Linked DNA regions of Homo sapiens: region 2 is linked to region 1. A link is a loop called in an ENCODE intact Hi-C map of the cell type or tissue named here. Cell type or tissue: heart right ventricle. All regions are shown on one strand. Links, peaks and the distances in the headings refer to the core of each region. The heading gives the core; the rest is flanking DNA. Region 1 overlaps EIPR1 (EARP complex and GARP complex interacting protein 1). Region 2 has its middle 280 kb from the start of LINC01250.

Region 1 (15,865 bases), core at 5,187-13,186:
TTTCCTTCATTTCTGCCCAGGCCCCAGCTTGGGCCTTGAGTTTCTCATGGGAACAAAGACAGTTTGACTCCTACAGTGACTTTTCTGAAACCCAGATCCAAACACTTACTGTGCATCTCAGAAGCTAGGGCGATAAAGCCCAGGCTCCTTACTATGCTCCTGACAGTGGGGAGAGCTGAAAATGGCTATAAATTTAGGCAGATGGGGATTTTCACCCTGGTCCCAGCATTTATTACCCCTGAGGCCTTCAGCAATTTGTGGACCTTCTCGAAGCCCGTTTATGTCCACATAAATGGGAATAATACTTGTGGGAGTCCAGCGAGTGTTCAGTGCCCATTCACCTGGAGGACTGGGCTCTGTGTCCTACTGTGAGCTGGCCCCAAGCCACCTTTTGACCTCGTCTCCTGCCATGCCTGTCCACAGTGCTCAGGTCTGTGCGCCTTGAACCCCCCCACCCACTTTTTTAACTCTCAGGCGGCATTTTGTGCTGCTCTCTCAGCCTTCGATCTTCTTCCTCCAGGTCTCTGCCTCTCAGAATCCATGTCCTCTCCCAGGGATCAGGTGATATCCAATTGGGTCCTCACTGCCTTTAACCCTCTCAGCACCCCTTTCACCTCACATGAGACTTTGTGTCTAAGGGGTGGGTGGCTGTCTGGCCCCCAGTGGGAAGAAGTGCAGCCCTCATCGCAGCTTTGGCACTGTGGACTCTGAGTTGGAGGCAGTCACCCAGCCTCATTGGGTCACTGGGTCTCCTTGAGGCTGATAGGTAATATACGTCCTGTACCTTTCTTGTAGATTTGTGTTGAAGCTGAGGTGCGAAGTGTGCATCGGAAGTAGGGTTGTCAGATAAAACACAGGATATCCTGTTAAACTTGAATTTCAGGTAAATAAGGAGTAGTTTTCAGTGTCAGTCAGTCCTGTGCCAAGTTTTTATTTCTCAATCTGGTGACCCTTATCAGTGGGTGTACCTCCATATGAGGCTTTGTTAGGTAGCATCCATTCCAGAATGAGGCCCACAGCGGTGGTCAGGCCATGACGTGCTCATGTCACAGACCAGCAGAGGCAGACAAAGCAACGTAACCATCAAGAACCTTCTCAAGCCTGGGGCACCAAAGATCTCGTTGAAGGGACCAGTGGAGGCTCTTCCCCACCCCGCCGTTATCCCCTGAGCACAGAGGCAGTGGCATCGTGGGTCCTTCTCCCTGCAAAGCTTTACCTGCAAAGCTAGGGATAAAACTTCAATTTTAAGAGACCAGAAACATGCTGACAATGATGAGCAGGTGCTGAGTGGTGGGAGGGAGCCTTGGGAGGACCATGGGAACCTGGAGATGGAATATTGGACAGGGTGTATTTTGGAGGCAGTGAGAGAAGTCCCATCATGGGGTCTGAAAAATGAACTTTGCCCCTCAGACGTGAGTCTCATCCCCACAGCAGGCACACAGAACCTTCCAGGGACTGTCTTTGCCAGGAAACTCAATTTTATGCCACAGCCGCCTAAAAAGCAGTGCAACCTTAGCCTCCGTTGACCAAGCTGTGGTCAGTGGGATGGCGGGTAAAACGTCAGAGCACACCCGGAATGCGGCCTCAGTGGCCATAGGCAGAGCAGACAGATGGGGACTGATGTGGCTGCAGGTCACTCCATGTGCAGAGTGATGGACAGATTCGGGGGGCAACTTGAGGAAATTTGGGAGCGTCCCGAGACTCATCTTCAGGCACTTCAGTTATCAGACAGAGGGGATAACTGTGTGTTGTGGCTCCAACACACAGTTATCTTGGGTCAATGAAAGCTATAGGGTGGAGGGTGTCATTTGTATGTCAGCACGAGAGTGACCGCCAGGTCCTTATGTGGTTCTGTGCGCTGTTCCAAAGAAGGCCAGGTCCAGGTTCCCGCAGGATTCAGCAGAGGCTGGGGACAACCCCGACACTGCACAGGGACCCCAGTGCCCCAAGACTGGAGCTTCATGCCCCAGGTGACTGGAGCTCCCCTCCCACCTCTGGTGCCCCAGAGTAGAGCCCCCCCGCCCAGCACCCCGCGAATGGAGCCCCCCACCACAGCATCCTGCGAGTGGAGCCCCCTGCACCCTGGGACTGGAGCTGCCGCCCACACCTCGTGACTGGAGGCCCCTGGCGCCCTGTGACTGGACCCCTAGCCCTGTACTCTGCAGACACCACCTCATGCCCTCCTGATTCTGAACGAGGGATGGTGGGTGAGACAGGAGTTAGTAGGGAGAATGTCTGGCCTGTCTTAAGCCTCAACATTTTTTGAACTAAATGAATAGAAGAAAAAGAAACTGTTGTAAGAGAATGCCACATGTTCTCAGATTTAAAATATGCCACTGCCTTCTATATGTTCTAAGTGTGAAAAAAGCAAGTCCTTGACCTTATGGGACTTGCTTGTAGCTGCCCCCTCACCCCCATAAAAATCATGCAGAATTACTTTCTAAAAATATTTTTTTTTAATGTGAAAAGAAATCATTTCTGGAATCTCAAAAGATACAAAACTACTAATTATTGTATATTTGAAAATCACATATTTCTAGGAAGAGATCATCTTGAGAGTGTGTAACAGGACCAAGGAGAAGAAAATTCTGTGGGCTTTTTCTGGTCTATCAAATAGTAAAGCTTAGAAGGTGGAGGCACTTGTGTTGATAGAGACCGTTCTACCTGTGCACATACTAGGCCTAAGTAAGTAGTAACCTTGTCTTTGCTTGCCAGTTTTCAAAGCACTCTTCAAGCTATTGCAATGTGATATTTCTGGTAATCGTCTGAGAGTGGGCATCTTCATATGCTCCATTTTTGTAAACAAGAAAATAGGAAGTTCAGAGACATTGGTTTGCTCGGGGTCTTGTACGTAAAATTTCAGAATCAAGTTTCAAGAAAAATTTATTTTTTACCCAGCAATTATTTCCCCTAACATATGGGAAACTGGGCTAATTTGTTTATTTGAAAAAAAAATTGATTGATTTGGGGGAATCATAAAATATTTATCAGTGTAACAAAGTTTAGTATATAAAATAATTTTAAATATTTGTATACCATTGAGACATAGCATACACAAGTACAACTGTACCCTGAAGATTCTTGCGTTAAATATAAATATAAGGCAGTCTTACTACAAAGTTTAGATAAGTTTTTAGTTTTAAATTATCAAGACTTTTTTTTTTTTTTTTTTTTTTTGAGACGGAGTCTGGCTCTGTCGCCCAGGCTGGAGTGCAGTGGCGGGATCTCGGCTCACTGCAAGCTCCGCCTCCCGGGTTCACGCCATTCTCCTGCCTCAGCCTCCCAAGTAGCTGGGACTACAGGCGCCCGCCACTACGCCCGGCTAATTTTTTGTATTTTTAGTAGAGACGGGGTTTCACCGTTTTAGCCAGGATGGTCTCAGTCTCCTGACCTTGTGATCCGCCCACCTCGGCCTCCCAAAGTGCTGGGATTACAGGCGTGAGCCACCGCGCCCGGCCAATTATCAAGACTTTTAAAAGCCTTTGAGAACTTACTGGTATTTCTTCTCTCCCTAAGAAAAATATTAAAAAGGAAGATTTTTATAATACCCTTAGTATCTATTTCCTGTTGTTTGGAAACCATTTGTCGTCTTCAGAACGGATAGCTATTTGCTGTAGTCAATCTTGGGTGACTGTGGAAACATTGTTTTCTGACCTTGGCGCTGAACCAAGCATGCACTCCTAATATATAAACAACTTTCCAGCTCCTTTTTCTCTAACAGAGTGTGGTGACCTTGCCGTGGGCACATAACCTCAGGGGCTGTTCTTGCTTGTGTGGGGTAGTGGCTGTGTTCTGGTGTCTGCAGTGGGGAGACGCGAATATTCCAGTTTGGAGCAGCGCAGGGAGCGTCCCTGCCCTGTGCGTACACGGGCACTGCCAGAGCCTGCACACCTGTGCGTACACAGGGGCGCTGCCAGAGCCTGCAGGGAGAATCCTACCCACACCACCGTCTCTTTCCTAACCCCCAGCTCTGCTGCCTCTCTCCCACATGATTACCTCCTTTGAACAGGTAGTAAGGGGGGTGTTAGAACAGAAGGAGGTGTGGACCGGTCTCTTCAACCTTCACTCCCATCGGGAAGCATCTGTCGTTTTGGGGTCTCAAGTCAGTGACCCTGGTCCTGGTCGAGCGCCGGCCATTTTCATGCCCTCCACTCCCACCTCCCTCGCCCACTGTTTTTCCTTTCCCGGGATGCTCTGGGTTTTGGGAGGTGGGATTTTTTGTAGACTGCATAGGCCGTATGGAGCTGGGTTGTGTGTTTATGTGCGTGTGTTTATTCCCTCTGCCAATCTCTGTCTTGTCATTGGTATACTGAGACTACTGACCTCTAAATTATTGATCTCTTAGGGCTTAACTCCGCCATGTTGTTATTTGTTTTCTGTTCTCTTTGTTTCTCATCGTTCTGTTTCTCTTTCACCTTCCTGAGTTATGTGAACGTTTTTTAATACTCCATTTTGATTTAGTTACAGTGTTTTTGAATATACAACTCTGTAGAGGTGCTTTGATGCTTGCTCTAGATATTACAATATACGTATGTCACTTACCAAACCCACAGTTATTGGCATTTTCCTACCTCGAGAGGAATAGAGGAGCCCCACTTCCATCGAGGCCATCTCTGCCCTCCCACTTTAAGAATATAATTGTCTTAAGTGTTTTCTCTCTGTACATTGACCATCAGATGTGGTGGTGTAATTTTTTCGCCAACCATCAAATATGGTTTAAGAAGCTCACGAGGAGAAAGATGTCTACTGTATTTACTGGTTTTTGCCCATTCGTTGTTCTTTTCTTTCAGAAGTTCTAAGCCTTTTTTCATTATAATTTCTTTCCGTTTGAAAAATTTTCTTTATCCATCCTTTGAGGGTAGGTCTGCTTGTGGCAAACTTCCTTAGTTTTCCTCCTTTTGAAAATATCTTTATTTCCCTTTCATTCCTAAGGATACTTGCAGTGAATATAAACTTCAAGGTTGACAATTCTTTGAAAAATGGAAATATTTGAAAAATATTGTTCTGCTTTGTTCTGGTCTCTGGTTTCGGGTGAGAACTTGGTGATCCAGTTTGAATGAAGAGCAGAGGCTGCTTTCAATTTTCGTTCTTGTCTTTAGTTTTCAGAAGTCTAATCGTGCCATGTCTTGGAATAGCTTTCTTGGGGTGTATGCTACTTGAGATTTTCTCAGGCTCTTGAATCTGTAGGCAACGTCCTTCACCAAATTCGAGGACTCTCTGTCCATTATTCCCACAAATGCTTTTCAACCTCACTTTCTCCTCTCTGGAGACTGAGGCCATCTGCTATTGTCCCGCATTCCTGAGGCTGTTCATTTTTTTTTCCGTCTATTTTCTCTCTGGTCTGGTGTTCAAATTGGACATTTCCTGTTGTTCTGTCTTTAAATGTTTTCTCTGCCATATTTATTGTGCTGCTATTGAACTCATCCATTTGGTTCTTTTTTATATCTTTCATCTCTTTGTTGAAATTTTCTGAGTTTTTCCCTTTATTTGTTTCAAGAGAAGAGTCCCTCATGGAAGCATCTTTATGGCGGCTGCTTTAAGATCATCCTGTCCATTGACTGTCTTTTCTCATTCAAATTTTGATTTCCTGGTTCATGGGAAACTCTGGGTCATATTTCAGTCACCCTGTTTAGGTTTGGGGACTGGGTCCTGGCCTTCTTCCACGGGCTGTGTTTCCAGTGGCAGCTGTCAGAGCCCCACAGTCTGTGCAAGTGGGCCTCATTCTCTGAGGCCTCCGTGGCCACACACGGCCGACAGCGTCGGCCAGCGCTGGAATGTTCTTCCTGGGGCTGGTGTGGCTCTGTTGTGTGTGGGAGACGCCGAGAGCATTCCCAGGCCTGTTCTTTTTTTAATTGATATAGCATAGAGGTACATATTTTGGAGGTACATGTGATATTTTGATACATGTATACAATGGGTCATGATCAAATAGGATCATTTGGGATAACCAAATGGCTAACATATCTTTCCTTTGTGTTGGGAACATTACAATTCTCTTCTGCTATTCTGAAATATACAGTAAAGTTTTGTTAACTCTAATTTTCCTACTATACTATCAAATACTAGAACTTATTCCTTCCATATAACTATGTTTATACCATTCACCAGCTTCTCTTCATCCCTGCCTCACTTCTTTTCCCAGCCTCTGGTAACGGGCAGTCTACTCTCTCCCTCCAGGAGAAGTGCGTTTTAGCTGGCACATGAGCGAGAGTGGGGATGCCGTCTTTCCGTGCCCGGGCTGCTCCTGAGGCTGTGCGCAGGTAGTGGGCAGGGCGGGGCTCTTGTTTCCTGGCTGCCTGGTGCTGCTCCTGCAGAAGTGGGGCTGCTGGTTCTATTGCACAGAGACAGTCTCCATAGGCCTGCTTTCTGGGGCCCCAGCATGGTAGGGCTCCTGCATGAACACTGTGCCACTGAGGAAGGGAGGCACCCACCCCAATGCCCTCTACCTCTGGCTTGGGGCCGGGAGACATTAGGGCAGGAGCCGCTGGGTCCGGGGAGACACTGGCAGGAGCTGCTGGGTGAGGGCTGGGAGGGGCTGTCTGGAGTTTTTGACACATATTGGAATTTGGGCTGGGCACAGTGGCTCACACCTGTAATCCCAGCACTTTGGGAGGCTGAGGTAGGCGGATCATTTGAGGTCAGGAGTTTGAGACCAGCCTGTCCAACATGGTAGAACCCCATCTCTACTAAAATACAAAAATTAGCAGGGTGTGGTGGCAGGCGCCTGTAATCCCATCTACTCAGGAGGCTGAGACAGGAGAATCACTTGAACCCAGGAGGGGGAGGTTGCAGTGAGCCCGGATCACGCCACTCCAGCCTGGGCAATAGAGCAAGACTCCCTCCAAAAAAATAAATAAATTAAAAAAAAAATAAAAAGATTGGAGTTTGAAACCGTATATTTATGTACATCCTAAATAGCAAATATAGGAAAAGGAGTTCTCTTTTTTGACTCTATAACTATACAGTACAGTTGACTTTGAACAACATGGGTTTGGACTGGGGGGGTCCACTTACGCATGGATTTTCTTCTGCCTCTGCTGCCCCTGAGGCAGCAAGACCAACACCTCCTCTTCCTCCTCCTCAGTCTGCTCAGTGTGAAGACGACAGGATGAAGAGCTTTATGATGATCCCACTTCCACTTAATGAATAGTCAATATATTTTCTCTTCCTTATGATCTTCCTAAAAATGTTTTCTTTTCTCTAGCTACTTAATTATAACAATATAGTCTGTAATACATTTGTCATACAAAATATGTTAATCTACTATTTATGTTAGTACAGCTTCTGGGCAACAGTGGGCTATTAGTAGTTAAGTTTTTGGGGAGCCAAAAGTTACACACAGATTTTTCAGTTGTGTTGGGGTTTGGTGCCCCTAAACTGTGTGTTGTTTATGGCCCAACCGTAATTTCATAAAGAAAACCAAACTTCTTATGACAAAAAGTAATATATGATATCACCAAAAACGAGTGACCAGGGAATAAGTTAAAGAATCTTAGATAATGAATTCTGCATAAAACACTAACCTGGGAAACAGAAGGGGGGAAAAGAGAACAAATCCAACCAAATATCCATAGAAACCCAGAATGTGGGAAAGGTGTGTACAGCGCTGTTCAGAGGAGCCAAGGGAAGGGGCGGGGCGGGACCCAGGCCACCGCTAGCATGACGAAATGATGACTTCGGGCCTCTGTCCCTCAGGCTGAATGCGTCTGCGCTGGGTGCCCATGCAGCTCACCCCAGTTTCGTTTTTGTGTCTGTCAATAAGTTCAGCACAGTATTGTTTGTAAAAGGCGTGGCTTTACATTGTAGTGGGCTCAGACCCAAGTGACTGCCTCGGAACTCAGTAGAAAGGGGGGAAGCAGCGATTTGAAATTTTCAGGTCATAGAATTGGCGTGATGATGGTAATATGTAACAAGGAGTCATCTTGTAGGAAAATACAGAATAAATAGGAAAGAAAGGAGAACAGAGCCTATGAACCGCCTGGGAGGAGGTGAGAATTTATCAGAAATGGATATGACAGACACTTAGAAGACTGTCTGGATATAGACATAAATGAAAGGGGTGAGTTGAAACTGTCAGATCACTTTCAGCCTGGCTGTGGGAGAGATTGTGGCGGTGTCGTCAATGGTGAGGGCCTTTCTGGAGGGCGGGCAGGTCCCCCTTTGTCTGTCTTTCCCCGTCTCCTGCACCTGCTCCTCCCCAGGGTTGTCAGGTCTGTGAAGGTGGCCCCAGTCCGTTACTCAATGGGGGCACAGGACAGGAGTGGAGGGCTGAACTGGACGGCAGTGGAGGGTTGAACTGGATGGGAGTGGAGGGTTGAACTGGACAGGAGTGGAGGGCTGAACTGACGGGAGTGGAGGGTTGAACTGGACGGGATTGGAGGGCTGAACAGGACGGGAGTGGAAGGTTGAACTAGATGGGATTGGAGGGTTGAACTGGACGGGAGTGGAGGGCTGAACTGATGGGACTGGAGGGCTGAACGGGATGGAAGTGGAGGGCTGAACTGGACGGGAGTGGAGGGTTGAACTGGACGGGACTGGAGGGCTGAACTGGACGGGAGTGGAGGGCTGAACTGTACGGGAGTGGAAGGTTGAACTGGACGGGATTGGAGGGCTGAACAGGACGGGAGTGGAAGGTTGAACTGGATGGGATTGGAGGGTTGAACTGGACGGGAGTGGAGGGCTGAACTGATGGGACTGGAGGGCTGAACTGGACGGGAGTGGAGGGCTGAACTGGTTGGGAGTGGAGGGTTGAACTGGACGGGAGTGGAGGGTTGAACTGGACGGGAGTGGAGGGTTGAACTGGACAGGAGTGGAGGGTTGAACTGGACGGGAGTGGAGGGTTGAACTGGACGGGAGTGGAGAGTTGAACTGGACGGGATTGGAGGGCTGAACTGGACGGGACTGGAGGGTTGAACTGGACGGGATTGGAGGGTTGAACTGGACGGGAATGGAGGGCTGAACTGGATGGCAGTGGAGGGCTGAACTGGACGGGACTGGAGGGCTGAACTGGACGGGAGTGGAGGGCTGAATTGGACGGGACTGGATGGCTGAACTGGACGGGACTGGAGGGCTGAACTGGACAGGAGTGGAGGGCTGAATTGGACGGGACTGAAGGGCTGAATTGGACGGGAGTGGAGGGTTGAACAGGACGGGAGTGGAGGGCTGAACTGGACGGGACTGGAGGGCTGAACTGGACGGGAGTGGAGGGCTGAATTGGACGGGAGTGGAAGGTTGAACTGGACGGGATTGGAGGGCTGAACAGGACGGGAGTGGAAGGTTGAACTGGATGGGATTGGAGGGTTGAACTGGACGGGAGTGGAGGGCTGAACTGATGGGACTGGAGGGCTGAACTGGACGGGAGTGGAGGGCTGAATTGGACGGGACTGAAGGGCTGAATTGGACGGGAGTGGAGGGTTGAACAGGACGGGAGTGGAGGGCTGAACTGCAGGTGTCAGGATCACATAGTCTTGGTTGCTGGATGTGGAGCAGAACCATGTCTTCTGATGAGGTTGCCTGGGTGATTCTGAGAAACGCTGGGAACCCTGGACACTTTGTTCCTCAGCCCTGGCCATCTCAACTCCGATCTCGCCAGACCACCTCCCCGCGCACAGCACGCTGTTCCCTGGATCTCTGCAGCCTTGCGTGGCGCTCCGTGGGGTCTTGGGAAGATCATCTCTGTGGCTTCACCGCTGCCTGTCCGCGTGCCTGGGCGTTTCCAGCCCTTCAGATGGATCCTTTCTGTGTGAACTTGGTGACCGTGTCTGTCTTCCTACATCAGAGTCAGCAAATCACACAGTGGGGATTTTGTAACAGGAAATCTTTTCAAACCATGCAACAAGTACTGTAAATCGGAGATTTGAGTGATAGGGTTTTATGAGAATCTTCATTATTCAACCCAAATTATATGACTGTATAAGATTTTTAACAGTCTTCCTTTGACAGCGATTGACTCTTTGGGGTTATACTCTGTCTGTTATGGCTGGTCAGCCTGCTGTGATTCCCGGTCCTCCCAGCACCCGATGGATCCCGCCGTCTGCCAGCAGAGGGCGAAGCTTCCCGGGCGCAGAGGCCGCACCGTATCACGTGTCGTCTATTGTGTTCACGGTGCCGGGAAACACTCAGAAGTCAGGTTGCCGGCGTCTGGCGGGTTTGTGGCTGCTCCTTATCTTTGGAGTAGTCTTCCTGTGCTTGGGGAAATTTCCTAGGTTATTAGTCGCATTTCCCAATATGAAAATAAGAAATCTATTTTCCAGTTTCGCTGTGACCCGACTCTGCTGGCCTGAGCATTTGGGTGAGACTGATTCAGACGTGGCAGCGTGAGGGGACAGTGGGGGCTGCCACTGCTGCTGTGAGTGGCGGTCGAGGTGGCAGCAGTGCCGGTGACTTCCAGGTGGTGGTCGGTCCCTGGCACGCAGCAGCCTAAGGCAGCAGCAGAGCTGTGGGGTGGCTTCCTTTGTGCTGGATGGGGGCCGCAGAGACTCCCCTGCTGGGCCATGGCCCTGGTGAGGCTCCGAGCTTGGCCCCCAGAGGCTCCCCTTAGCCTGGCCCTCGGCATGGCTGGTGAGAGTGAGCTGCCTGGCACCCCTCCCCTTCCACCCAGCCCCTCACGTTGATCTCCTTTTCTGCTTAATCAGCCGGAGCCAGCTTTTGTGAATTGCAACTAAAAGTGCAGCAAATACACGTGACGTTGGGCTGTGTAAGTCCCCAGGCTGGGGATGGTTACATAGGTGGACACAAGGGCACTGGCTGTCACCACAACTGAGTGCAGCTGTGAGCCAGCGCCACTGTCACTTTTCAGCGGTCTTCATATTTAATCTCCACAACTCTTGAGTCACAATTTCAGTTTTACAGATGAAAAAAACGGAGTCAGATTTCGTGTCCCTGCTGTGGCTGCCCAGGCCCTCCCTCCTGCTGACCTTGGCCCTGGAGCTTCTGCCCTTTTCCTCTGTTCTGTTCTCAGTATTGATCCCTCTCTGCTGCATGCCAGACGCCCTGCTGGAGCGCCCCGAGCTCAGCCATGCAGACACGGCTGGCCTGGCCTTTGGGAGCCTGTCGTCTGATGGGAAGACAGACACAAAGCAAGCAGTTCACCCAGAGTGACAGTGACAAGGTGGCGGGGGTTCCAGGATGCAGGGAGGGCTGTGGATCCGCAGCGGGCCTGGGCTTCTGGCAATGGCCACTGCAATGGGGCACAACCTCTGGTTCCGCGACGTCACGTCACTGCCATCGCTGTCTTCATCCGGCCTGTCGCCATCCACCAACTGCACTCAGGATCAGCTTGCTAAAGCCCAGCAGCAGAAGGAGAAGCAGCCAACAGAAAAGAACTGGGAGGCAAAGAAAGGAGAGTGTGGTGCTGGGAGGATGAGACAGCATGAGAAAGCCAAGGACCTGGATTTCAGAAGAGGGATTGTCTTCTAATTGCTTGAAACCGCAGTTTGCCACTCACCACACGTTTTATTTAAATTTAAATTTTAATTAATTGTTAACATTTAAATTTTTTGTAGAGACAGGGTCTTGCTGTGCTGCCCAGGCTTCACCAGAACCACAGAATATCAGGCGGTGACTCTGATCCTGTGATTCATTAGACATTGGCCCAGAGGCACCCTCGTTAAACTCAAAGCTGATTGAGTTTAGGAAATCAGGGGTTTTCTTTTTGCTGTATGCCGGAAAGTTTTCAGGTGGCTGGATCTGGAACCCCAAGTCGCTGAGGGAGTATTCTATACACAGGTTTCTTGAATTCAGTTCCACTCTGGAGATTTTCCCACTGCTGGCGTGGCCTCAGGAGCCCTGTAAAAGAGTCCTGTGAGCTTCTGCTTTATCGCATCTGGCAGTCTCTCCGCCTTCAGAGCCCTCATGGTGGTCCTGTCAAATCCTAACTGATGCGCTGCTCCGCCTTCTGGCCTCCTGACCCTTGTTTTAGAAGTGAGAAGCCCAGATGTGAGTTCTAAATTTGTTTTTATTCCCACGTGTTCCTGATAGAAACACCTACCACATCTAACACCTAAGACATTTTAAATGGTGGGTTTGAGTATCCACAGGTATCAAAGATGACTAACCATCCCTTGCCACTTGTCACTTTATTTTTATCCTACTGTGTTATTTTATCACCTTGAGACTGTATTTAATCAGTCTCTGAAATGAAAATAAGAGGTTTGAGGTGTCAAACAAATATTATAAGACCAGAAACACTTTTCTCGTTTGGTTTTGTTTTTAACACAGTTCAGGTATGTTTGGCCACCATTGTGGGTACCTGAGTAAGAACTAATTACTCAATAATGAGCCTGGCCCACTTGGAAGAAGAAAGAGCATTGTCTGACTTAGTGACCTGGCCTGGGAGACTCCTCAGTGTTCAGATGGCTGTCCCCTGGCAGGCACAGGGAGTGAAGGCCAGTTCTCCTTGGAGCATTCTCTAACTTAGTGACCTGGCCTGGGAGACTCCTCAGTGTTCAGATGGCTGTCCCCTGGCAGGCACAGGGAGTGAAGGCCAGTTCTCCTTGGAGTCCCCGGGACCTGCCTCCATGCTTGTTGTTGTGAAGGGGTCAGAAAGAAGATGTGTGTTTGTTGCCGTCTACTGCATCTCACTTGGAACTGAGTCACTCATCCCGGAAGCTGCATCTGAAAAGCAAGGCTCATTGCGGAATCTCATGCAGACACAGAGGAACTTGCGTGCCCGTGATGCTGACCTCTGCTTGTCCAAAGAAACTGTCATTTCCCAAAACATTTTTGGAACTTTTCTTTCAGAAATGCTCTAAAAGTCAGCTTCAGTGCCATCTGAGAAAATCTCTCTGCTGTGTTTTTGTAGGATACTTTTTGGCTCCTGATAATTTAGCCCTATGAATCATCTTTTTCATTCATCAGGCTGGCCTCTGAGATTTTTGACTATTTTGAGAACTGTACCCTGAAAAACAAGATTTCTCCTAATGAAGAACACACAGAAGCCTGTGCTGTTGGAATTGGCACTGTCCGGAGTTCACAGGTTCACTCGCTCACTCGCTGTTTATAACCCATGACATATATACTCTCTTGTAGAAAACATGCCTGGGCGACAGCTGGTTTACAAACGCTTTTGGACCATTAGGTATTTGTATGATTGGGACATCGGGACTTCCCAGCATCATCCAGAAATAAGTGCATTGTGTGTACCTTCTTGTTTTTGTTTTTGGTTGATTCTTTTTTTTTTTCATGGAAATGGTATTGGCAAGAAGGCTGTTTGATAGGGTATTAGCGCGAAAGCCCATTTGACCCTGAAGTACAGCCTTGAGAAACGGACACATTGGAGAGGCTGTGAGGCAAGGATGTGGCCGTGGACATGCAGGTGGCATTGAGGCGAGACTGCTGGGAGCCCAGTCCAGGCTTTTTAGGGAGCAATGATGAAGGCACTGTAAGAGCAGAGGAGGGGTGCTTGCATCCTGAAGCTGAGGCACTGACGAGAAGGAGAGGGGGCGGGCCTGTGTAAAGGCATTTAGATAGACCTGTGCTGGAAAGACCAGAAGCCAGCCATTCATATGTAATCACTGTCTAGGTACAAAGGAGAGTACATGTGTTACAGGGGAAACTGTCGTTTTAATGGACCAAATAGAATTTTGGAGTTTTGACATCTTAAAACTAGTTTTCCATAATATAGGACATTCATTTTGCAATTGTGAAAACTGGGAGGTTAAAAGTCTTGTTTGGGATTTCACAGGGTTGAATTATATGAAATTGCTGAAATTTGACCCTTTTTGACCTATAAGAATGGCAGTTTCATATGGTTCAAACTATTGATTTAGTGATCCAGCCACAGCTGTCTGCACTGGAGTTTGCGCTTTGCCAGGCCAGGCTGCATACCTCACTGGGGAATCTTAGGGTCCCTGTCAAGAGGCACCTTGGAGACCAAATAGTGTGACTCTTGCGTCATAAATTTGCTGAGTCTGGGCTCTGAGCACTTGAGTGACTGGCCCAGGATCACTCGACTGTGAGTGGTGGTGCCGAGACTGGGAACGAGATCCTTTTCACTCACTGCCTAGAGAACCAAGCTTTCTACAGACTGTCAAGAGAGGGAATGCAGCTTGGTGAATGACATCTTAGGGACGTATAAGATTGCATGTAAACTGCCAGGTTGTCTGTCTTCCGTGATTTGGCAAAACCTAAGAAGAGCTTACATAGCTTACACGTATGGCCATAACTCAAAGTGTGTGTGTGTGTGTGTGTGTGTGTGTGTGTGTGAGAGAGAGAGAGAGAGAGAGAAAATATTTTCCTTTCTGAAATTTAAAACATACAAATGGGAATTTCAGCAGGCTATAGTGTCAAAGTCAATAGTATGATTTGCCCATTAAAACAAAAAGCCAATCTAATCCAAGGACTCTCTTTTCCTAAGAGAAGGAGATATTCGTAACAAGGCCGCGCCCAGTCAGATCACATCCATGTGGCATCCAGCTCTCAGAATGCCATCAGCAGAGCCCCAAGCAGAGTCGCTGGGACAATGAGCTGACCCAGGGCCGAGCACTGCAGGACAAGGGGCCAGGACAGTGAGCTGACCCAGGGCCGAGCACGGCAGGACGGGGGGCCAGGACAATGAGCTGACCCAGGGCGGAGCACTCCAGGACAGGGGGCAGTCCATGGAGGCTCACGCGGGAGGCCCTGTGGAGAGACAGACACAGCGACATTCTCAGCAACAGCTAGGACTTGTGATGAATCTTGGCTTCCTGAAGTCCAGAACTCACCCTGGTCATCTCATTACTTTTGAAAAATGAGAACCCCCATTTTAAATGTTTGAGGCTTTTTGGCCTCATTAATAGTGCTATGGTGGGGCTTTCCTGTATCTGTGGGGCTGTTAAGCGGGAGAGGACTGGACCTTCTCTTTCTGATCCCAGGGCAAAGATCTGAGCGCAGTGAGCAGGAGCGGGGTAGGTAAGGGAGAAGTTAACACCGAGTCAGACGATGTCCCCTGGAAGGCTGGGCTTGACGTCTGCAGCTGTCCCAGAGCTGTACGTGTCTTCTCCCAGGAAGCATTTGTGCCGACACTGGAATGCCTTCTTATGGGGGGTGAGTCTTCTGACAGTGGTTGGATAGAGTGTGGTTGGGGGTTCCTTCCCTCATGGAGAGCCCGAGCACCTTAGAGAACACGGCCCCTCTTTGGCTGCTGTCAATCCTTGTGTGGAGCATTTCTGAATACTGAGTGAGCTCTTGGTATAGGAGATCAAGAACCCACGACATCTTCTCGGGGGAGGACACCGGAATTTGCTTGTTGAGATCTGAGGACACTCAGCCAGGGGAGGATCATTATTACAGAACCAATTTACCAACACCATCGAGATCGTAAGATCCTAGATACTATCAGGATGACTTTGGAGGCCATAACTCCCTTCTGATTAATTTTATCTCTTTCAAGGGCATGACGACAGACAAGATGGGTCCAGGGGAAGCAATAGATGTAATCTGACACTAGCAAGACTTGGATTCTCTCCCACACAACCCAGCCATCAATAAAACGGCAGTATCTAGGCCAGACCAGTGGCTTTCAAATCTTGTTTTAAAGCTACCGAACCCATTTTCACAAGTGACAAGGAACCCCAATATATAAGCCTGTAATAGACATATAAATAAAACCCCGGTATGTGAAACGGGTAAGAGTGGGGCTGCAGTGGCAGAAGGAGTGGGCCGCACGAATCTCAAGCCTTTCTCTGCTAACAAGCATCTGTTAAGGGAATGAAGGGAAAATACAATAAATAGAGCAGGAAATGTATAGCATTATCCATGAGTCCCAACTGTCTGAGATGGCAGATCTTTTGGTGATGACCCCCTCTCTGACCCATAGGCTCAAAAGTGCCTGGCACATAGTAGGCACTGAGAAAGTATTTGTTGAATGTAGTGAATGAGCAAATGA
Region 2 (15,865 bases), core at 5,072-13,071, 460 kb after region 1:
GAAGCGGTTCTGCCCAGCCCCTCCACCTCTTCTTTGTTTCTTCCTAAGTCATGTCATGACCTTCTGTCCCACACTTATGTTTTCTCATGGGTCAAATGCGTTACACCCCCCAGAATTTTGCAAAATCACTTTACAAAACACTGACAGTAACATGGGAATTGCTCCCCACTTATTACAGATAAATGCATCCAGAACTTCACCGATGGTCATAGGGTGAAAGTTGAATGTGCCCATTGTAATTACATCAGTGTTAGCAATAGCGTGAGTTGTTTGCTTAAAATGATTGGAAATTGTTTATTTTTCACGTGAAAGTGGAGGAGGTTGAGAATGATCATTGCAGAGTCTTCATGCAGAGACAAGCATGTGGCTTTCTTGAGCGCTCATAGTTTTCAGGGTCACTGTTACAGTGGTAGCTCGGAAAACAGGATGTTCGAAGTAAAATTAAAGATTAAATATTAAGTCTGAGGGTCTCAGAATCCACCTGTATACCTCCTTATTGTTGACCCTTTATCCTATCTTCAGTTGTAGCTGCTACATAGTTGAGAGTCTCAAAAACCTCTTCGGATTGTTTGACAAAATATCATAGAGTCTGCCCCGTGGATGGAGTTTTGGATGAAGTTATAGAAGCCTAAACTGCAAATAAAAAATAATCAGATCATTGGCTGTAAGATTCATCCAGTCCAACTTTCCATGTCTGGCGCTGGCCTTGTAAGCAGGACATGGAAGGTGCAATTGGGATCATCCCTTTGTTCCTTCAGTACATCAGTCAGCCTTGGGGCACAGAAAGTGTGCTACTGAGCCAGGCTTTTGAGCCATCAGAAATGTGCAGGTGGGCAGGGGAGGAAGGAAGCTATCAATATTGAGATCTACTCAGAGACAGGCATGGGCTCAGGGCTTTCAAATGCTATTTCATTTTGTTTTGTAACAACTCCAGAGGGATGTGAATATGCTGGAGTTGTCGGTAAGGAACTCAAGACCGGGAGGGATGAAGAGTCAAGGCTGCATAAGTGTCCAGCTATGAACGCAAGCTAATCAGCCTTTGAGGCGTGGGCTCTGCGACGTCCTCATGTTCCCCAGTGGCTCTCTCCAGGCCTTCATGTATGCCATGTCCACGCTGACAGCTGATAGGTGCCACACTCAGGCTGCAGAATCCAGTCCGCTCTGTGTCTCCCCACATCCTCATGGATGAGGTGTTCCTCCTAGAGCTCATTTATCTCCTTCTCTTCCTGCAAAACTTCCCCGTTTTCGAAGATCTGTTTCTAGATCTATTTTAAATGATCTATTTCTAAAATTCCTTAATATACTAAGTTTATTTTACTCGTTGTCAATAATATGGTCTCATTTTGCATTTAATTCATTTATTTGTCCATATATCCATTCTTTATTTATCCAGTTTTCATTGACTAAATTTTTTTGGGGGACTCTCAGATGTTATGAGCTGAGAATATAACATGAGAAAACACAGCCCATGGCTGCTGGAGACGTTTTGTAGCTGGGGAGACTCACATTACACACAGAATTATAATGGAATATAAGTGTTGTAATAATTCAGGAGATTGGCAGCATTAATTCTAGAGTTAAGCAGAAAGGTCAGAGATGGAGAGTGGTAAAAGCTTTGGAAACAGAGCTTTGAAATAAGGTGGAAAAGATGAGAAGGAGCTACCCTGGCCCCATTCCAGGTGGCTTAGGAGAACTCTGCATAGAGAATGCACAGAGCCCACAAGGTCAGGAAGCGCATGGAACAATCTCTTTTCTGTGTAACTGAAGCCTAAGTGTGCATGTGTTTGTCAGTGTGTGGTGTGTGTTTGTGTTTGTGCATGAATATATGTGTGTGTATGCATGTGTGTAGTTTGCATTTGTGAATGTGGTGTGTATATATGTGGGTGTATGTGTGTGTGTATGTGCTCATGTATGGTGTACGTGTGTGCATGCATGCATGCATGTAGTGTGGTTGTACATGTGTGCACATGTTTGTGTGTCTCTCTGTGTATGCAGTGTGTGTGTATATTGTGTATATGTGTATACATATGTGTATATGTGTATGCAGATGTGTGGTGTGTGTTTGTGTGTATGTCCATGTATATGTCATGTGTGTCTGTATGGGTGTGCACATGTTTGTGTGTTTATTCATATATATGTGTTTGTGTGTATGTATGTGATTCTATATGTATTTGTGTGTTTTTGTGTCTGTGTATCTACAGTGTGTGCATGTATCTGTGTGTACGTGTGTGTGGTATATGTTTGTGTATGCATATGTGTGTATGCATGTGTGTGGTGTGTGTGTCCATGTGTATAAATGTGTGTATGTATGTGCGTGGTGTTTGTGCATGTATGCATGTGTGTGTGTTTGTACATAAGTGTATGTGGTGTGTGTTTGTGTGTGTGCTTGTGTATATATGTTTGTATGCATGTATATGGTGCATGTTTGTGTGTATGTGTGTAGTGTATGTGTATGTGTGTGTGTGGTGTATGCTTGTACATGTGTATGTGTGTTCCTGTGTTTGTGTGTATATGTGTGTATGTGGTGTGTGTCTATACGTGTGCTGTGTTTGTGTATGTATGCCTGTGTTTGTGTGTATATATGTGTATGTGGTGTGCATTTATGCATGTGTTTCTGTGTGTGTGTGTGTGTCCATGTGTATGTGTGTGGTGTTTCTCCATGCATGCATGTGTTTGTATATACGTGCATGTGTGTATGTGGTGTGTGTATGTGTTTCTGTGTGTATGTGTGGTGGGTGTGTCCGTGTGTGTGTGTGGTGTTTGTGCGTGTATGCAATTGCTGGTGTGTATATATGGACATGTGTTTATGTGGTGTGTGTGTGTGTTCATGTGCTTCGTGCGTTTGTGTATGTATGTGGTATGTGCTCATGTATGGTATGTGTTTGTGTTGATGCGGCGTGTGGGGAAGAAGTGAGAGCTGAGGCCACCATCACGTTAACAGCTCTAACGTGGTCACACGCAGCCAGGAAAAGCCATGGAACGCGGCCATAAAATGAGTGGCTGCAGCTTTTCACCTTGCCTTGCTCGTGGGAGCAGAATATGTGTCCCAGTCCTTGCCTTGGCCCAGAGGCAAATGGGTGGAAGTGGCCGTGCTCTGAGCTTGCTTCAGCCTGCTGTCTCCTGCATCTCTGTTCTCCGGAGCCTCTGCCTTGCCCTGTGGAACAAAGCACTGTTAACTGCGTGGCTTAAAACAGCAGGAGTGTGCTCCCTCCCAGTCCTGGACACAAGAAGTTCAAATCAAGGCATCTGCAGGGCCTGCTCACTCACTGACGGGGGCACCCTTCTCTGGGTCCCTGCCTTCTGGCGTCAGTCCCGTCTCCGCCTTCGTCCTTACAGAGTGCTCTCCTTCCCGAGTGTCAGTCTCTCTCCTCTTCTGAGGACATCAATCGTTTTGGACCAGGGCCCACCCTAGTGACCTCCTAACTTGATGACACCTGCAAAGATCGTATTTCCAAATAAAGTCAGGTTCACAGGTACTTGGGGGTAGGGCTTTGACATATCCTTTTGGGGAACATTCTCGACCCATCATGGCTGACCCCTGGTTCAAGCAGGTGGGGCGGGGGGCGCTGAGGGAACTACCCGCAGCTGGAAGCAGAGCTGCTCTGTGAACCTGCCCAGGGCCTGTGTACACTCCTGAGTCTTGGGGCAATTCCTTATGCAGTGTCCCGGAGGGGAGGGAGGGACAGCTGGGAGGAAGAGGAGAGGAGGGTGAAACCCAGGAGGGAGCCTGTCTCCAGAGGCTGTGCGTGCGAGGGGCAGAGGCTGAGCTAGGGGAGTCACTGAGGGGCCTAGAGAAGAGGATGATGTAATGGGGTCTGTATTTAAAAATAATTCTGCTGACCCCCGGTTGGCAGGAGACATGGCTGGACCTGAGGCAGGCCCTCCGTTCTACCTTCAGTCCGATGGGGACCTGGGGCCCAGGGCACCTTTTGTCCCCTGACCCTCACAGATGGCCCCAGACATGTGCCCCCCATGCAGGAGAGCAAACGGTGGGGGGTGTCGCCTGGTTACAGTGATAAACTGCCTTTAGAAAGGGGACCTGAGCCTTCACAATGGTTAGCATTCTCCCTGGTAGGGACTCTAGGGGAGGCTGCCGCCTTCACAACCCCCCTATGCTGCATAATGATGGTAATTTTGCCCTTGAGGCTGTGAAGCCCTGACACAAATGAAGCCTTACTACCGGGAAAGGCTTGGCTCTGTGGTGTGCAGGTGCCCGCAGTGGCTGTTAGCAGTGATTTAGGCCGAGTGACAGGAGCAGGCTGGCTGAGCGGGGAGGGGCAGAGGTCCTCAAAAGGCACCCACTGACTTCATCATTTTGTTCTGAGAGGGCCCTGCATATCTCCAATGTCCCCCAAAACAACAAACGGGGGGGTCTGGTTACGTGTGTTCCGCGGATCCTGAAATAACTCATTCCGCGGGATTCATGGGGCACCTGCTTGTGCTAGGAGTAAGTGGCAGGTGGGGGTGGCAGGTGGATGAGCAGCGCCGGTGGGTACCCTGATGGCTGACACAGGCGGCCTCATGTTCCTGAAAGGCTCCGCAGAGGAGCGGAGGCCTGGCCTTCCTCGCGAGGGGTGGACCGGGACGGGTGGCCAGGCATCAGGAGCAGCAGAGGAGCCGTTCCCTGACACGCAGTGACTTGATCCATCCAGGACGCATCTGGGGCGCATCTCTGTGGCAGGATGGCTCTCTGCAGGGGGCAGTGGGCAGGGCTTCTGCAGAAACCCTGAGGAAGGCTTCCCCGGTGACTGGGAGCAGGAAGGGTGTCTGTGTGTGCTCTGGGGCTGGCCTCTGCTATTGACACTTGCTGTGAAGCGGGGCTCCCGCAGTGTCAGTGCAGCTGGACCTGGCCTTCCAGAGCAAGAGTGCAGGCTGTCAGAGCCCGGGAGCTGCGCAGGATGGGCACCTCAGGTGTTCCAGGAAGGGCAGCCACACGGGGGTGGGAAAGGCCGGGCTGGGCCAGGAGGACCCTGCCCCAAGACGCCCCTCCTGTGCTGCGCAGTCTTGGTGGCTGCAGATTCCCACTTACCTGTGATTTGGGGTGACTTCCTCACCTGTGAAGGAGGGGCTGCTGAGAGCACCGGCCTCTCCAGCCCTGTCGGCGAGGTCCCTGCCTCACGCTTCCACTTAGGAGGCTCTGGCCCAGAAATGTTATAGAGGGGAATGACACTGACATCCAATACATGATGATTGATGCATGGACCCTGCTGCCTGCCCCAGCTGCTGGAGGGAGGGAAGCTGCAGGAAGGAGCTGGGGCTGTCCAGGGTCAGGGCAGCTGCACCATAGCAGGACCAGGGGCCTCTCACGGCGGCTGGACCATGGCCGGGGCTGCCCTAGGCAAGCAGGTAGACCAGGGATCAGCATGAGGACTGGACCCTCACAACAGGGACGGACTCTTCCATTCATTCCAGAGCTGCTGACCCCTGTGGCTCTGCAGGGCCCAGGTGTGACCGCAGCTCCTGAGGTGAGCACGACCCAGGCTCTGGCAGAGCTCCATGGCACTGGGAGGCAGAGTCGCATGTGGGCATCTGTGTCAGGTTCTCTGTGGCCTGCTTGCCTGGGGAAGCTCTGAATCACGTCTGTTGTTCCAGAACAATCACTAATCACAACCAGCCTGCCCTTCCGTCCACTCCCAAAAGCATCCCAGGCAACTGAAATGAGGGGACGGGAGCCTGGCAGTGTCCACCCGGCCTGACCCTGCAGGGCCCCACAGCCAAGGGGCCTGGGCAGTTTCCAGCAGGGAAGCAAAAAGAAAAAAAGAAGGAGGGGGAGGGGGGAAGGGCAGGAAGGAAGGGGGAGCCTTCAGGAAAGACCCTCAGTGTGGAGGAGGACTCTGAGCGGCCAATGGGCTTGCAGTTTCCCTTAGGTGGTGGAGGGGGTCTAGGGGAGGCCAGGCCTGCACCTGTCTCCAGGCTCAGCAACTCCCATGCTGTGGAGGGGGCAGGCAGATGGTAGTTGCACAGGTGCAGAGACACCAGACCACTGACCTTTACTGACCTCCTCCACCCTGGGTGGGACAGCTTTGGGGAGTGAAAGGGCGGTGCCTGCCTTGACCAGGCCAGGAAGCCCCTGCTTGAAAGGGCTGAGCCTTGGAGGCTTCCCTGCAGTTCTCTCTCCGTCCCCTCCCTTCCTGACTTCCCTTCCCCCACAGGCCCTCCCCTAGTCCTACTCTCCCACCTCCCTCCCTGGGTCCCCTTCCCCGCAGTCCATCCCTACAGTCCTCCCTCTCCTGCTCTCCCTCCCTGGCTTCCCTTCCCCCCATGCCCTCACCAAGTCCTCCCTCCCTCCCCTCCCTCCCTGGCTTCCTTCCCCCACCCAGGCCCTCTCAACAGTCCTCCCTCCCTCCCTGGCTCCCCATCACCCCCAGGCCCTCCCCTCTCCCTCCTCTCTCCTTGGCCTTGCTCAGCTCCTGGTGAGGCTGGGCGCCTGGCTGCTAGTCTTCTGTGAACAGCTGGTGTCTCCCCAGCTGCCCCTGCAGTCCGTCTCTTTTCCATTCTCCCTGCCTCTTAGGATTCCTGTCAGCCTGAGCCCAGGACCACAGTGGGGAGAGAGAGAGGGGATGGGAGAGGGAGGTGGGGGACGGGGGGAGATAAAGTGTGCCGCAGGGGAGGAGACACATGGACTTGTGCTGGGCTCACAGCTTCCTAAGCAAAAAACAGCAAAGACCACTCCCAGCCTCCTCCAACCACAGGGCGGCTGTGCTGGTGGGAAAGGTGGTGTGTGTGTCTATGTGTGTGCATGTGGGGTACATGCTTGTGGCGTGCACTCATGTGGCATGCACTCATGGCATGTGTGATACGGTGTGTGTAGTGTGTGGTGTCTGTGGTCTGTGTATGGTTTGTGTGTGTGTGTGATGTGCTGTGGTATGTATGGTATATGTGTGTATGTTTGTGTGTGATTTGCTATGGTGTGGTGTGTATCGTTTGTGCGTGTGGTTTGCTCCTTTGTGGTGTATATGGTTTGTGTTTGTGCGTGTGGTGTGCTCTGCTGTAGTGTGTATGGTTTTTGTGTGTGTGTGTGTGCTGTGCTGTGGTGTGTATAGTTTGTGTTTGTGTGTGTGCTGTGCTGTGGTGTGTATGGTTTGTGTTTGTGTGTGTGTGCTGTGCTATGGTGTGTATGGTTTGTGTGTGTGTGTTGTGCTATGGCGTGTATGGTCTGCGTGTGTCTGTGTGCTGTGCTGTGGTATGTATGGTTTGTGTTTGTGTGTGTGCTGTGCTGTGGTGTGCATAGTTTGTGTTTGTGTGTGTGCTGTGGTGTGTATAGTTTGTGTTTGTGTGTGTGCTGTGCTGTGGTGTGCATAGTTTGTGTTTGTGTGTGTGCCGTGCTATGGTGTGTATGGTTTGTGTGTGTGTTCTGTGCCATGGTGTGTATGGTTTGTGTGTGTGTGTGTGCTGTGCTGTGGTGTGTATGGTTTGTGTGTGTGCTGTGCTCTGGTGGGTATGGTTTGTGTGTGTGTGTGCTGTGCTGTGGTGTGTATGGTTTGTGTGTGTGCTGTGCTGTGGTGTGTATGATGTGTGTGTGTGTATGTATATGTGGCATGCTGTGGTGTGTGTGTGTCCCCAGCTGCACAGGGTTGTCACACAGAGCCCAAGTGCCCTGGTCCCTGTGTTCTTTGTAATCACAGCCATGGCATCTGAGTGTGGCTGGGAGGGAGGCCACCTGCCAGCCCCGGGGGCTGGCAGAGACATTTGCTGGCATCTGTGTCCTTTGGTCTAAGGCTGGCCAGGGGTGGCCCTGCAGGGAGGGAGCTGGACGAAAGACAGGCTCTCACTCTCCCTTCTCTACTTCCTTCTGATGTGCCTCATTGTCCGCCCACACCCTCAGGCCCCAGCAGTCAAAGACGGGGTCCAGGGACAGACCCTCTCTGCAAAGCAGGAGCAATGATTCTGGGTGTGTCTGCCTCACAGGGCTGTGATATGCAAATGTACTTTTTGCATATATTTCCCTTGGCAAATGCGCACTGAGGGCCACTGGGGGCTGGAGATACAGAGATGGGCAAGACAAGGTCTCTGCCGCCAGAGGGTGAGAGTTAATGTGGGAAGGGGCAGACAGCCAGACAGTGGCAACACCCATGAAAAATGAGGCCAGAGGGCACAGGGTCAGCTGACGCACCCCCACCAGCAGAGGAGATGGCAGCAGACGGGAGATGCTGGCCCAATCGTGTGTGTGGAAAGAGGGAGAAGGCTGGGCCGGAAGAGAACAACACCCACGCCTGGACGGATCCGCGGCACCTTCATGAGGCTCATGGGGACAGGGACAGTCAGGCCTGCTGTCCACATGGCTGGGAGCCACCCACACAGCCCTCGCCTGGCTCTGCCTCCAGGTGACGCTGGCTATTCCTGGGAAAGGCCACCCTGCCTCCCTGGGCTGCTGCACCTGCCTCATGGACATAAAGGGCTCCACCTGCCTGACTCACTTCCAATGTGGTATGACCTTAAATAACAGGAGAAGGAGGAGGAGAGCTTTGAAAACTGAGCCTGGTGCTTGTGTCTGTTCCCACCACCAGGCAGCTGGTGTTGTTGGCTCAAAACCTGGGCCAAGCCTAGAGCCCTGCGTGACCCTGTGCCCATCACTGTCCCTGAGCTGGAGTCCTGGCTGGTCTCTGCCTGCATTGGTCACCTGTGGGAACCCAGCAAACATCCCTTCTGGCAGCAGCAGGTTCCTGCAGCTTTATCTTGGCTCAGCAGGCCAGCCCAGGCTGCCCCCCGCGCCTTTCTCTCAGCAGCTCTGTGGTGAAGCTGCCAACTTGGATGATGTCCAGGGGCTAGGCGTCCCTTGAAGAGGCCTCCCCAGCAAGCCTCAGCCTGCAGGCATCTGTGAGGGAAAAAGGGCTCAGGTAACAGAAGCCCCCTGTGTCCTTCAGAAATGGCAGCGAGCAGGGGCGTATGGGAAGGATTACGCAGTGAGGAAGGGGGAACAGACGGGGCTTTCTCCAAGAGGGGCAAAGACAGCTGTTGAAAAATTCAGAGGCTCCTGTTCAGGGCTGGAGGAAGAAAACCTAACCACGTCCCCATCACAGTGCTTCCGATGCCTCCTCCTCCTGATTCGATGCTATTTTACCTTCCCTAGTGGGCAAGAGGTGATTATAAGGGAGCCAACGTAGTGGCTGGCATTTCAGCGAGGATCCCAAGGCAACAGCACCAGAATCACAAGTCAGGACGGATCCCAGATCCCAGCAGCGCCGAGCCCATGCAGATGGAGCAGCCTTGCTAGGAACGAGTCGTTTCCAGCTAACACGCTTCCCGTTTTGGAGACAGTTCTGGGTGTAGAAGTTGAGAGAAAACCTCCCAGGGAAGGATCCTGTCAGAGAGGAGGGCCGTGGCCACCCCAGGCTGGGTCTTGCCATCTTGTCCTTTCCCTGGGGATTCTCTTGCTTTGAATTTTGCTGCCACCATCTAGAGAGGAAAAGGAGAGAAAAAAGAAAGGCAATAAGAAATGAATTTTAAAAAGGGTTGGCCTCTGGAGGTTTTTATTTTTGACTTGTACTCAAAGTGAGGATGATGGATCAAATCTTTCAAAACCTGGGCGAGTTCCTCTCCTGAGCTGTGCTGGTGCCTTATTTCTGGTGCTGGTCGTGGTAGGATCCACAGTCATCACATGGAGTGCATTCTAGTGGACAGGGACCAGCAACATTGTGTGTGTACGCACATGTGTGTGTGGGGGACAGACAGACACAGAGGCAGAGACAGGTAGAGAGAATGTCCCAGCCATGCAGCGTCCACCTCAGCGCACGGCAGGAGAGTGCATGCCTGCAGCGAGGCAGCACAGACATGGACAGGCATAGGCACGCTCGGGACCAGCTGGCTTCATCTCTGTCATGCGTCTGATAGGTGTGACTTGCATGATGCCAAGTGTGGGTCCAACGTAGAGACATCCATACCACAGCCTCTACACAAAAGGCAGCTACTCCATTTGATGTCTGCTCAACGATTCCAGGAAACATTGGCTGCACTGTTGACTGCGGTGGTCTGAGGTTGATATGGTTTGGCTCTGTGTCCCCACACAAATCTCACCTTGGATTGTAATAATCCCCTCGTGTCAGAGTGGGACCAGGTGGAGGTAATTCAATCATGGTGATGGTTCCCCCATGCTGTTTTCGTGATAGTGAGTGAGTTCTCACGAGATCTGATGGTTTTATAAGCGTCTGGCATTTTCCCTGCTGGCTCTTATCCTCTCTCCTGCTGTCCTGTGAAGAGGTGCCTTCCTCCATGATTATAAGTTTCCTGAGGTCTCCCAGCCATGTGGAACTGTGAGTCAATTAAACCTCTTTTCTTTACAAATTACCATTCTGTGGTATTTCTTCATAGCAGTGTAGAAACACACTAACATAGAGACGTTTTCATCTGGAAGCAGAACCAGACCGGGTTTGACTGGCTGCTGAGCTCAGCCTCTGTCTCAGGTGGGGCTCTGCTGTCCCCCAGGCCCTGCATGTACTGGACTCCCAGAGCCTGCTGTAGGTGGAAGGAATGCGGGAATTAACTGCCCTGCTGCTTTTCCCTGGCATCCTAGAGCTCAGTCTGGAAAGGTTAGAGACAGAGAGGCAGAGGATGGTCTTGGCATATTTGGGGGTTTAAAATGCAATATTTTATTTGTAGCCAAGATAAGACCTTGACAGCTATTGAGGTCCAAGAGGCTTGATTTGGGCTTCACTCCTCACACTCTGCCTTGCCTGGCCTCTTCCCTCACGCCTCTTTTTGCTCCCTGCAGGACTCTTCTGCCCTAACTTCCCCATGTCTTTGCTCTGGTCAAGGAGAGCATTTGCCTTGCCACTATTACATCTGCATGGAAGGTAAAGGCATGATGTGTCTCCTTGTAGCAGGATTGGGCCTGGATTCTCACTGTGGAATGGAAAATCTTGCCCCCTGGTGGAAGCTTTCAACCAGGTAAGCCACTATATTTGACATTGAGGATAGGGTACATCCTGAAACCCTGATGCAGAGTCTGTGGGTGAAGACCCAGTGGTCTACTTGGAAGGGCCTCTGGAAGTTTCCTGAAGAGGCGGTGGCTCTGTGCACGTTTCTCTGTGTGTCTGTGAGCATGCGGAGAGGCTCTATGCAAACGAGTGCTTGCTTTGCACTCCCCTGTATGTACACGCGCACACTGAGCTCGCACGCTGCACCTGCGGCAACTTGGAGCACTCCATTTCCCATAGAGACTCTTGCCCTGAGTGTGGAAGTGTTGGTGGCCTTACCGGGTCTCTGAAGTTTCCTAAACTAACTAGGATATTCCACTGCATTTTAAGCAAAGACTAAGGGGGCAGACTAAGTGAAGACTAAGGGGGCCCCCTCCCTGCTCTAGGATCTGAGGCCACATCTTCATTCATCTGAGGATGCATCTATATAGAGTGATTTTTTCCCCTTGGAACATAGCCCTTAAGGAGGGAATGACTCTTGGCATGCTCTCCTTAGCCTGTGATTTTAGGCAGGGTCTTAACTAGACTAACCAGGATAACAATGACCAGACTTCAGGCTTCTTGAAAAGCTCAGGGAGACATCTGCATGTCTGTCTCTTCCCACTCTTGGTGTAAAATGGCCCACTTCCCAAACCCTACCACGAGCCTTAGGGAGTGCGATGAAACATTGTGTTTTTATAAATACATAAAATAACTCTCTTATTCCGATCATGCTGCTATAACAAAATATCTTAGACCAAGTAATTTGTAAATAAGAAATTCATTTCTCACAATTCTGGAGGCTGGGAAGTTCAAGATCAAGGTGCTGGCAGCTTCGGTGTCCAGTGAGGCTCCTCTTTGCTTCCAAGATGACACCTTGTTGCAGTGTCTTCCCATGGCTTAAGGCACAATGGAGCAATGGCAGAATGGCTGCACATTATGCACTCACAGGGCAGAAGAGGCAAAAGGACTAGGAAGGTCTCTGAAGCATCTTTCTTAGGGCATTAGTCTCATTCTTGTCAGTGGAGCCCTCAGGGCCTAATCACCTCCCTAAGGACACACCTCTTAATACCATCAAATTGGGATTTAAATCTCAACATATAAGTTTTGGAGATATACGTACATTCAAACTATAGCATTCTGTCCCGAACCCTCCTAATTCATGTCTTCACATACAAAATACATTCGTTCCATCTCAACATCCTTAAAAGTTTTAATTAATTTCAGCAGCAATGCAAAAGTCTAAAGTCTCACCTGAATCAGATACTGGTGAGACTCAAAGGTGGTTTGCGTCTTGAGGCAAATTCATCATCTATGAGCTGGTGAAATGAAACGTTTTATGTGCTTTCAAAATACAGTTGTGGGGCACGTGTAGTACAGACATTTGTATTCCACAGGGCAAAAATAGGGAAGAAGAAAGGCCTTAAAGATCAGGAATCAACATCGGCTCAATGCTCTGCCCTCCGGGCTCAATGGGGCTTGGATCCCACCTTCCAGGCACCCTGGGGTGCAGGGCCCAATCCACAGTTTTGTCACACAGGAGTTGGGTGCTGAAGGCTCCGGGCAGCCCCACTCCCATGGCTTTGAGCAGCCTTACGCCCATGGCCTCACTGGGCGTTGCCCTAGTGGGGGCTCCCTGCAGCTGCCCTGTCCCAGACACCCCTCTGCCTGGGTCATGTTACTCTCTAGAACCCTCTAGAACAATCTAGGTGGAGGTAGTCATGCTCTCATAGCCTTTCTGCACAAACTACATTCCCCTCCAGCCCACCAGAGCCACACCTGGGACCGCCGAGCAGCTTGGTGTCTGAGTGCGGGGAGTAGAGCTCAGATGTGTGACAGGGCTAGGTGGCTGTGGCCTCTCCTTTGATGCCATGCCACTCTTCAGGCTCTGAAACTCCTTTGAGGTCATTCTTCCGTGGTCATGGACACTAGGTTCTGGCTAATCTCCCCATTGTCTTCATGAATGGCACCTGTCTTCTGCTGAGATGGCAGATTCATGCTAATTTCCATATCAAAGGTCTCTTGGCCACACCCTTGTTCTTTCCCAAACAGGCTTTCTTGTGTTTCCCAATATGGATAGGCTGAGAATTTTCCTAATTTTTAAGCTCTGCTTCCTTTTGGATTACCATCTCTGTCTTTAAATTGCTTCACTCTTCTCCCATCTCACTATGAGGAGTCAAGAGGAACCGGGTGCTCCTGCAGCCCTCTGCTCAGCCAAATATCCACTTCCATTGTTTGGGGGTTTCATCTTCCATAAAACACCTGACACAAACACAATCCAGCCAAGTTATTCACCATTTTATAACAAGGATGGCCTTTCCTGTGTCATCCTCATTTGTATTTCATTCTCAAACGTTCCTCATTTCCATTTGAGAGCTCACCAGAAAGGCCTTTATCATCCATATTTCTACCAACATTCTGTTCATGACCACTTAGATATTCCATAAGGCGGAGGCTCTCCCTGCAGCTCTCCTCTGTCATTTCTGAGCCTTTACTGGAATCACCTTTAAAACCCACTTCATGGTGATTTGGTTCCCCAGCCAAGGGGAAGGGAGGTTTCTTGGACTTCTTTTTTTGAGGTCATTAACCTTACTCATGAGGGCTCTGCTTCCATGACCTAATCAACTTCCCAAATCTTCCAGATACCATCACCTTGGGGTTAGGATTTTAACATAGAAATTTAGGAGGCAGGCACAAGCTTGTAGACTGTAGCAACCACTTTTGTAGGCAAGTTGGTCTTGGGTCGGCGTCCATCTCCTCCACAACATACCCGTGCCTCCAAGTACATTCCAGTTAAAGCATTTCTTAAAAATTCACTTTATTCATTTTCTCAGGAATGAATTTGATTTACAATTTTCAGTGCCCTGTAAGCCCTCAGTGCAGTTGGGCTGCTGGAGAGGTGTGGGCTGTCAGCTGCAGTACTGTGGCCTTGGCATGTCATAATACCAATTTTCAAATGGTTTTGCTGAAGCAGACTTGTCATACCTTATGTTAAGTACTGACCTCCATACATTGGAGTGGTATGTCCGGATCAAAGGGAATCCAGTTGGCATGATTTTATTCGGTTAGGTTGTGTTCACTAAATTGCTATTTGCAAGAATTGTCTGACATCCAGAAAGCCACTGAAGGGCTTCAGGCTTTTACATTTCACAGCGTGTCATGCTAAGAACAGACGCAATTGGGATTTCAGAATCGGCAATACTGGTTTTAAGGCTGAGACAGATAGCATTCCGTATACTGTTACGTATATGATACAGACTTTTCCTGACTTCTGCGGGGGACTTCCCTCTTCCATATGCCTTCTCTGTGGGCATCTGGTGAGTCTGACTCAGATTTCAGGTAGGCGCGGCTGCACCTGCCGACTCAACACAGACTGTGTAGGCAGGCCCCGGATGACACTGTCTGTGGGAGACCCCCAGGTCTATTTCTAAGCAGTGTGCTCCATCCCAGCTTCCCACACCCGGTGGCTCCATGGCAGTTCTGGAGCAGCCACTGTCTCTCAGGGAGCCGGGAATCCAGGATGCCCGCTCTGCAGGCTGAGTGCTGTCTGCCTGGTTCACTGACTCCATACCCAGGACCCACAGCCAGCCGTGGTCGGGTGATGCCCTCCACATTCCAATACCTGGAAGCAGCAATTCCTGTGAGCACTGTGCCTTTTATGGTAAGACTTTAGGGAAATAACAGCAGAATGAGCAGAGAATGATGGCACCCCCTTCCACATGCTTTTTACTGAATGTGGACTGGAACGTGGGGGGCCCTGCTGGCCTCCATTTTGCAGGCCTCTGGTGGGAGCCTCTGAGAAGAATTGGTCAACAACAACAACAAGAAAGTATGTTTTGAAGTTGGATTCTCTTGTGCTGTGCAGCCTCCTCCTCTGGACTTAAAAATGGCCATACTGGTATCAGCCATCGGTCTGCGAAGGGCTAAAGGTCCGGGGCACCTGCTGAGTGTGGCTGTACACCAAGTCCTCTCTCAACTCGCTCTTAGGACAAATGCTGGTGCTTCTCAGGCTGGATCTGACTGGCTTCTGGCTTTCACAGAACCGGAATAAGCCGGAATGAGCCGGAATGGCCTCTAGAGATGCTCTGAGGTCGGCAGGCCAGACCATTCCTCCTGGAGCCTCTGCTTCACCGAATTCTGATGGATCCCTGCCCACTCTGCTTGGCCTGTGCCCCTCCTGGCACCATCTGCCTGAGCCTGGGCTGGCGCTCTGTCAGCCTTTGCAACACAGCTATGAGACTTGGAAAGCTGGAGTTTGGTTTAGCAGAGAAATGCATTTGAAATCTTCCCTCTAGGCCCCCCTCTTTCTGTTCCCCCTCCTCACCTCCCTCCAGGACCAATTTATCTGCCAGTCCAGCCTCCAAGAGGAGCTGGGGCCAAGTTGGAGACCTGCTTATGCTTGTCAGCCTCTGTGGCCAGATGACAAGAGAGCAGCCCACAGCTGGGAGAGGACTGGGAAGTCCCCGTGTGCAGAGCGTGCTTAACAGGGGGGCGGGCAGGTCAGAAGCTTCCCCCTGGCTGCAAAGGAGGTGTGGAGGACAGGTATGCCCTGTCCCTGAGGGAGACACTAAGCCTTGGCATGTGTTTATGTGAGCATGCATGTCTGGGTGCATGGATGTGCATTTGTGTGTGCATGTGTGTGCACATGTGCCTGCGTGTACACATTCTGGTGTGGTAGAGAAAGAGCTCAAGGTGGCATCAGGTACTCTCGGGCTGTCTGGAGTCTGCACAGGTGTCTCTGCCTCGGCCTTGGCATGTACAGTCGGTTTGAAGCTCTGCTGCTCGCCACGGCCCAGGGGAGCTATGCCTGTCACATTGGAGTGTGCACAGCTGTAGCAGTAGCCTGGCCAGTGCCTGGCAGGAGAGGCGACCCTTGCTCTGGAGTCCTCAGCTGCTGGCAAGAGGCAGTGAGTGTATCCATCCTTCCATCTATCCATCCATCCATCCATCCATCCATCCATCCATCCACCCTC

What was found. A loop is a pair of places that touch in the nucleus more often than their neighbours do. Peaks named below come from ENCODE experiments on the same cell type or tissue, not always from the same donor. Only the 100,000 strongest peaks of a DNase experiment are listed, where the experiment ranks them.
Region 2: a loop joins it to region 1, with 3 times the contacts of the local background. A loop is called at or near these places in 14 of 110 quality-filtered maps.

The regions. Positions count from the first base shown.
Region 1 is chr2:3,297,965-3,313,829 of GRCh38, reverse strand. All of the region lies in intron 3 of EIPR1 (EARP complex and GARP complex interacting protein 1), which reads left to right. Among named protein-coding and RNA genes, the nearest start is that of EIPR1, 72 kb to the left of the region's middle. RefSeq lists a silencer at 7,000-7,170. In heart right ventricle, for the core only: a CTCF peak has its summit at 10,041 (motif pointing right); DNase peaks (open chromatin) are centred at 10,069 and 10,559; H3K4me3 peaks cover 491 bases; H3K27ac peaks cover 545 bases.
Region 2 is chr2:2,839,352-2,855,216 of GRCh38, reverse strand. It overlaps a transcript of LOC105373390 not described here. Among named protein-coding and RNA genes, the nearest start is that of LINC01250, 280 kb to the left of the region's middle. RefSeq lists enhancers at 3,583-4,490, 12,570-13,100. In heart right ventricle, for the core only: no CTCF peak of the experiment used is centred there; DNase peaks (open chromatin) are centred at 7,675, 8,233 and 8,726.